3 separate regions of the Homo sapiens genome follow, and regions 2 and 3 are each linked to region 1. The links are chromatin loops, found by intact Hi-C in ENCODE. Cell type or tissue: B cell. All regions are shown on one strand.

Evidence for each region. Hi-C counts contacts between places; a loop is a spot of excess contacts. Peaks named below come from ENCODE experiments on the same cell type or tissue, not always from the same donor. Only the 100,000 strongest peaks of a DNase experiment are listed, where the experiment ranks them.
Region 2: a loop joins it to region 1, with 7 times the contacts of the local background. A loop is called at or near these places in 17 of 110 quality-filtered maps.
Region 3: a loop joins it to region 1, with 7 times the contacts of the local background. A loop is called at or near these places in 16 of 110 quality-filtered maps.

What each region holds. Positions count from the first base shown.
Region 1 is chr17:10,113,469-10,115,968 of GRCh38, forward strand. The region is part of intron 1 of GAS7 (growth arrest specific 7); the gene reads right to left. Among named protein-coding and RNA genes, the nearest start is that of GAS7, 84 kb to the right of the region's middle. RefSeq lists a silencer at 1,786-1,845. In B cell, no CTCF peak of the experiment used is centred here; DNase peaks (open chromatin) are centred at 1,323 and 1,863; H3K4me3 peaks cover 1,183 bases; H3K27ac peaks cover 2,439 bases.
Region 2 is chr17:10,051,605-10,054,104 of GRCh38, forward strand. All of the region lies in intron 1 of GAS7 (growth arrest specific 7), which reads right to left. Among named protein-coding and RNA genes, the nearest start is that of GAS7, 150 kb to the right of the region's middle. In B cell, no CTCF peak of the experiment used is centred here; a DNase peak (open chromatin) is centred at 1,037; H3K4me3 peaks cover 496 bases; H3K27ac peaks cover 1,702 bases.
Region 3 is chr17:10,062,037-10,064,536 of GRCh38, forward strand. The region is part of intron 1 of GAS7 (growth arrest specific 7); the gene reads right to left. Among named protein-coding and RNA genes, the nearest start is that of GAS7, 140 kb to the right of the region's middle. In B cell, no CTCF peak of the experiment used is centred here; DNase peaks (open chromatin) are centred at 1,085 and 1,916.

The DNA.
Region 1 (2,500 bases):
CATTAAACAGGAGGAGGAAGCTCTTCCTATTGACTAAACTCCAAGATATGTTATATGATTTAACAAAAAGCATCAGTAGCACCAGCAAGGTGCAGAAGTATAGAGGGGATACCTGTGTTCAGAAAACCACAGAGATCGCATTTTTCCGCCCCCTACAACTTGTGCCTCTCACTTCCCGACACACGGTTTCCTGGGTTAAGGAAAATAAAATGAAACATATTTGGAAATTCCTGGACTACTTCTGGAAGTACCCACAAGAAACTGATCACTTGTTTGCCACTCGGGAAGGGAACTGATAGGTTGAGGACAGGGATGGGAAGGAGACCAACTTTTCACTCTACGTTTTTTGTACCTTTCAGATATCAGACCTGAGCATATATTACCTATTTGATAAGTATAAAATTAACAGATATACTTTTGGGTATACATACTGACCAAACATACTTCTGTCTCTTTTGTTTCTCAAGATAGGGTCTTGCTATCTTGCCCAGGCTGGAGTGCAGTGGTGTGATCACAGCTCACTGCAGCCTCAACCTCCCGGGCTCAAGTGATCTTCCTGCCTCAGCCTCCCGAGTAGCTGGGGCTACAGGCATGCACCACCACGCCTGGCTAATCTTTTTTTTTCTTTCATTATTTTTTGTAGAGATGGGGGTCTCCCTATGTTGCGCAGGCTGATCTCAAACTCCTGGGCTCAAGAAATCCTCCTGCCTCAGCCTCTTAAAGTGCTGAGATTACAGGCATGAGCCACCATGCACTTTTCCGTCAATGCTACAGTCTCACTGGGAAGGAAGCCAGTGCCTGCCAGGTGAGTGGGCCCAGGTTACCAGAGCACACAGCCCTGTGCTCCCAAGATGCAACAGGCCCCTCGTTGTGCCCTGCCCTGCAATCTGGTTCTTCAGAAGAGGAGTTCCCAAATACCTGGTCCTCTGCAAATCTGAGCTGTAAACAAGCCTTGGAAAGGTCCTCCCCTTACCTAAATCCCAGCTTCAGGGTCCCGTTTCTGACTGGGGTGCCACCACCAAAGGCAGGGTATACACAGCCACCGAGTGATCCTCTGCCTGCTTCTCACTCCAGGGAAGAAAATCAAAGCAGGTCCCATGGCTGCCGTCTGATAATCACTATGGACACCACACACCAGCCAGCATCAGGGCTGTGTCCAATTAGCCACCCCCATAACAACACCATAGCAACAAAGGTAATATTATTGTTCTAAAGAGAAGAGAAAAACCACACACACACACACACACACACACACACACACACACTGTGTTGTGTGACAGCTTTGAAAGCCACAGAGATCGCATTTTTCCACACCCTAGAACTTGTGCCTCTCACTTCCCGACACACAGTTTCCTCAATGAGAAGTCACAGGCTTGGGGCAATCTCCTCTTCACGCCATTCCAAGATGCGTGTCCTTCACAGGAAACTGGCATGAGAATGATTCTCTGGCAAGCCAGGAGTCAGGGCTGCCTCCTCGCTCTGCCTCTGTGGCTGGCAGGGCTGGGCCAGCTGCAGACCAACAGGCTGGGGGTCATGCTCCAAGCTGTCCTCTGTCTGTCTGTCTGTCTGGCTGGCTGGCTGGCTGCCTCTCTGTGCCAGACCCAAGCTGGCACTGGGGTTTTGGTGGTTGCATCAATGAGCCACACGCTAATCTCCAGACCTAAATGTGGAAAGCATTAACCCAAATGAAAAGACATAAATTAGGACGGGGGCTTATGGGATGGAGGAAAACAGCTCTTCTCTGAGCGAGAGCCTGGGCTGTTGCACAAGAGCTGAGTGAGTCACCAGCCAGCAGAGGGAAGGACCAGGGACGGAAGGAGGGAGGGGAGCCCCCCGTGGGACTGGCGGGTGCACAGGCGGGGGGAACGCTGCAAAAACACAGCTGTAGGTTCATAACTAAGCACACTTCATCAGCAGTCTGAAGGAGGGTGGGGGGCAAAGTGTCACCTCCTCCCCAACTCAGGAAGTGTTGCAACACGTGTCCTCCCCAGAGAAGACAGCAGAAAGAAGTGTTCCTAACTGTTCACCCTTTACAGGCTGCAGCTGTGCCCCGGGGAAGCACACCTCAGCACAGAGAAGGCCTCTCTCATCCCTCCTTGCCCCTTCTTGGCAGTGTCCATACACTTGGGGGTCCCCTAGCATGAGGTGTCCATTGTGGGCACACAACTCTTGCCCATACTTATTACCATTTCTTGTCTTTTCTTCCTTTCCTTTTTCCAAACTCCCCATCCTCCATACTACTGTTGTTAACAACAAGACAAATCCTTTGGTCTCCCCCGCCCCTAGTCCCTGGGGAGAACCTTATACCTTCCCTTAAAACCGTGCCCCACTCACCAACCTCCCCAGCCATGACAGATTCCAAAGCTCCAATATCCAGGCAAATTCTTAGTACCTTCTACGAGTGAGGCACGCTGTCCCTGGGGGTGGCAGTGGAGAGAAGGAGCTCTCCCAAACAGATCATCCAACCAGGACTTCTGAGACTTAGAAGCCCTAGAAATTT
Region 2 (2,500 bases), 62 kb before region 1:
CCACGAGGGCTACAACCATACAAAGCTGCTGGGGTAAATGAAAACAAGACCCAGAAACAAACATGGTCCTTGACCAAGAACTGCAAACAAACCAGTGCAAGACCCTGGCAAACTTCTGAAAATGGCCTCATGTGCCTTCATTTGAACATGGGCAAGGGCACTCCAAGAAAATTTCGTACCCCAGATCGATCGCTCAAGCTCCCAAAAATGAGACAGGCTGGATAACAGGCAGGAAAAACGGGTTAAGTTTCCCTTTTTCCCCAGCATTGGATATCCCCCAAATCACATTCACTGCCTTTATCTCACCATTAGATCTTATCTTTTTGTTGTTTTTAGTAGCTAAAGGACTACTGTGGACCAGTAACTTGATATACAGTAGTTTATTTGACCCTTATAAAAACCCTGGGAGGGAAGTATTTATTTTCATTTTATAATCGGGCTAGCTTGAACCCAGTAGTCTGTCTCCAAGACTGGTGCTAGTTCCATCTCACCCCACACTGTCCCCCGATTCCTCCATTTACAATCATAGAAAGCTGATGGGCTGAATGAAAACGAGCCCCAGAAACAAACCTGGTCCCTGACCGAGAACTGCAAAAGGCAGTTCCCAAAACACTTTCCCATCATACCTGAGACTCCTCTGCGGCGTCTAGGAATCCAATATCCAAAGGCAAATACTCCAGGGTTGAAGTTACAGTCGAAGCCATGACCTGCCAAGGCCTTGATCATCAACTGTCAAATTGATAATCAGGTAGAAGGTAACAGGAGATTGCCAGTGGGAAGCCTCATTAACTAGTGGGAGGGGTCCCAGCGGGGAGAAACAGGTCTAAGAGGGTGGGTAGGAAACTACCAAGAGAAGCATCTCCACAGCAAAGAGCCGTGACCAGCACCCTCGAGTGAAATGACACCCTAGAAGGATGCCAACTGAGTGCCACACACTGCGTAGCTGTGAGCAGTTTTGTTTTTCAGCTGGCAGAGCTGGGAGTCCCAGAAGGCACCCCCTGCCCACCCATGCAAAGCAAGTAAGCGGCACAGGCTGCCAGAGGCTCCGTCCTCACCCTCACGCACTCACGCTCAGTCACCAGAAAGCCCCTCTCGTGTAGGCTGAATTCTGGGAGCTTGAGTTCAACTCTCCAGCCCAGAAGGGGAACCACCTTGCTCTGTCTAGTGGGCCAGGCTCCTCACTTTGGGGCTTTCTCCTGGGCAATTTAGCCCCTGCCCCTGCCCAGCTTCTCCTCCCCCGTGCACAGCCACACCTCACCCCCACAGCGGCTCTCCTTTGGGTGGCCTGAGATAAGCGGCCTTCATCCCTTACTCATGGGAGCTCCTTGAGAACAACAATAGTGTCATACTCAAATCCATCCCCAGGCACAGAAAATGTACACAATAAACACACATTGGCTACATGGAGTTCTTCCTGGTCTCTGAGTAGGGTTTTCAGCTCACCTAGAAAGTGGGTTTCTTACTTTCCTGTGGTCACCCAGGCAGCAAGGTGGAGGAAGAGAGGGAAACAAGAAGGCAGAGATGAAAGCACTACCCACACATTTATCTATTTTACCCTAGGAGGAGTCTGGGCTACTTAAATGCTCTCAGGGGTCCCCAAACCACAAATGAATAAAATGGACCAAGGGGAAAAGATCAACAACGGCTTCGCGAGCCTGGGGCCCTCCAAGTAAATACATTTGGAAAAGACGTGGTTTCTTGGCTCACGTGCACTGCCCACTAAAGTAACTAAAGCCATTAGAGAGAAAGCTGAAGGAGGCCAAGTGATCTTCTATGAAAACAGCAGTCTGAGTTACCAATGCTAGATCTGAAATGTACATGTGTGGCTGGCTCTTTACCTACATGATTTTAAAGAACTGGCATATTTTCACCCAAGGACCCCCAGCGCCTGAATGCCTGGTCACCCTGGAGAAGCCCTTGTTTGTAGGGTCACACACCACCAGCCCCATGGGAAGGGAGCCCAGGAACCATCTCTCCAGAACAGTTGAAGGCACCAGGTCTCTTCATCGATGTGGCATCTGTGGAGCCCACAGATGCAAGTGCTGAATCGTCTAGAAAAAACGGGACTGAGATTTGCTGAGATCTCAAAATCTGGAAGAACTCCTCCAGCCCTCTCCGCAGGTACCGACTCTGCCTGGAGGGGCACGGCAGTGAGATCCTTAACTCCTCTTTGGCTAGGGAGCCTCACCTCTCTCCCCCATGGGTCTTAAAAGGAGAGGAGAAAGTGACAATAAGAGGTGCTGGCGTCCTATCCATCCCCTGAGCATCAGAGCGGTGATTCTCAAGCTTCAGCATGCATCAGAAGGGCTGTTAGGACACAGTCTGCCGGGCCCACCCTCCAAGCTTCTGGATCCGTAGGTTTGGGTACCATCCAACTATCTGAATTTCTCACAAGCCCCCAACTGATGCAGCTGTTGCACACGTAGGCACTCCACTTTGAGAATCACTAGTTTCAAGAGAAAAACAAAGACGGTCTGTTCTAAATCGACCTCTGGACCTA
Region 3 (2,500 bases), 51 kb before region 1:
CTGGTACAGACACACTGACCAGGCTTCAGTTGGTTCCCGGTGCCCCCGACCCAGGTGCATGTCCACGGAGGGATCAAGCTCAGGACTTTTAGAGATCACAGACAAGTTCTGACCTACATGAAGGAGGAAATTTACCATTCTGGTAATTACTTTAAAGTAAATTCTAGGCTGGGCACAATGGTTCATGCTTGTAATCCCAGCACTTTGGGAGGCCAAGGCGGGTGGATTACTTGAGGTCAGGAGTTCAAGACCAGCCTGGCCAACGTGGCGAAACCTCGTCTCTACTAAAAATACACAAATTAGCTAGGCATGGTGGTGCACACGTGTAATCTCGACAACTCAGGAGGCTGAGACATGAGAATCACTTGAACCCGGGAGGTGGAGGTTGCAGTGAGCCGAGATTGCGTCGCTGCACTCCAGCCCAGGCGACAGAGTGAGACTCTGTCTCAAAAATAAAATAAAATAGAAAATAAAATAAGTTCTACAACTGATCGAGATATCATTTGATCTTCCAATGATTCTCCATGGATATAGAGAAAAGTTAAACAAACTTTAAAAACATAAAACACATCTTGCCCATAGAAACCACACGAACACAGTGGGCACAGATCATTTAAATATCCTGATGTGAATAACTTTAAATAACACAGCTAATTCTGCTTTGCTGGTGGGTTGCTTTTTGGTCTCAGAAATCCCTGAACCAGCAAATCAGGGCTGCTCACATCCCTATTCTCTCCCTTTCCTTTCTTCTCTCCCCCAGGAGTGCTGAGCCACCATTAGCTGACACTAATTCCTAATGACCCTGCAGATCTCAGCTCCCACCGCAAATGCCCTCTCACCCCCCAGGATCCTGTGGGTAGCCGAGCAGTCCTGCACCACGTGAGTGAGGCCTGCAGTACTTGGGGCAGCCCAGGGGAAGGCAGGGATGTCCAGGGAGCTCCATCCACACTGTGCAGACATCAGGGGGCACACAGTAGGATGGACCCCTCCCCACAGCAAAGGCAACCCTTGCCTCGCTCTGTGCTCCCACTTACCTGCTGGCTGGGTTTGCCAGAGTGGGCCAAGAAAGGGAAGCAGAGTGGCTCTGTGGTGGTTTCATGGGGTTTCCCCTAGAGGAACAGACAGGCAGAACTTGCTAATGCCACTTCTTTGTCATTCTTGCAAAAGGAGTTCCTGCTCCTGCCTACCTCCATCAAAATAATAGGCAACGGCATGGTGGCACCTGGCACGTGTGTGTGCGCGCGCACGCGTTTGTGTGTCTGTGTGTGTGTGTGCGTGCGCATGATACTCACAAAGACGTCCCCATGTCCTACACCTCAGGAGGACCCCTTCCATCCTGCTCTCTCTGCTGAGGAAACCTCTTATTTAACTTCTCAGTTGCAATGATCCACCATTTTCTGCCAAAGCTACCATCTCTGCTCCAAAGCAGAGAAGCAGCAGCTCCGGCAAAACCCTGACAAATCATCTAGTTTCTATGATTATGCTTATTCCAGAGAATGAATTCAAGGTTCAAACAGTTCGGCAGTTTGCCCCAGGCAAACTGGGGCAGAGTGCATACACTTAAACAGCTAATAATGGCGGTGCCGAGATCAGGGTGTCAGGGTGAGGATCTCATCCAAGGTCAGGCTGCTAACAAGATACGACACTGAGGGCTCAGCCCTGCACATCTGGCTCTGGAACTCTTAACTCATCACCTCCACTCTAACCTGTTCACCACGGCAGCTTCCTGACCACCGTCTAGTATGGCTCCACCCTGGGTCACCCTCCCTGGTCAAATGCTTCCTTCAAGACACTCAGGTCATGGGCTTCCCCTTGCACGGGTGGTGAGGGGGGCAGAGGAAGCATCTTTTTTTCATCCAGCCACAGCAGTTTCTTTGTTGCCTCAATGCCCCTAGTGAGTCACCTCCTCCAAAGGCCATTGCCAAAGAGAGCACCATTTTAGCACGAGCGCTCGTCCCCACTTCCCTTTTCCATTTCCCAACATGGCCCTCACCAGCTCGAACATTAGTCACACACGTGCCAACAGAAGTTCAAAGATGCTCCGATAATGTGATTTGTAAACACGAAGTCCCAGCAGCGGCGGCTGCTGCAGCTTCTTGGCTCTCTCACTCAATCCCCTACACCTTCTGGGGCCTCCCAGATTGACGTTTTCATTTCCCGGGCTCCACGACACGCAGGGACTGTGAGTCTGCTTTTCACACGTGGGAGTCTCGTGCCAGAGGCTGGGGCAGAGGAAAAGCCTCACAGCATGATCTGGCATTTCCAAGCACACCGTGGGGGTCTGTGACCTACAAAGCACAGCAGGCTCTCGTAGCATCTGTATGCTGTGTGGGCCTGCCCAGCAGGCCATACGTACCCCGGCTTCTGAAAGAAGCACCCTGATTTTTCTACTGTGGAACCACCTCACCTCATTCTCAGCCCTCGAGGTTTCCGGGAGCAAGTGGCTCCTGCCTGGCCAATTAGCACGTGCCCTCTCCCCAACCACGGTACTAGTTCACGA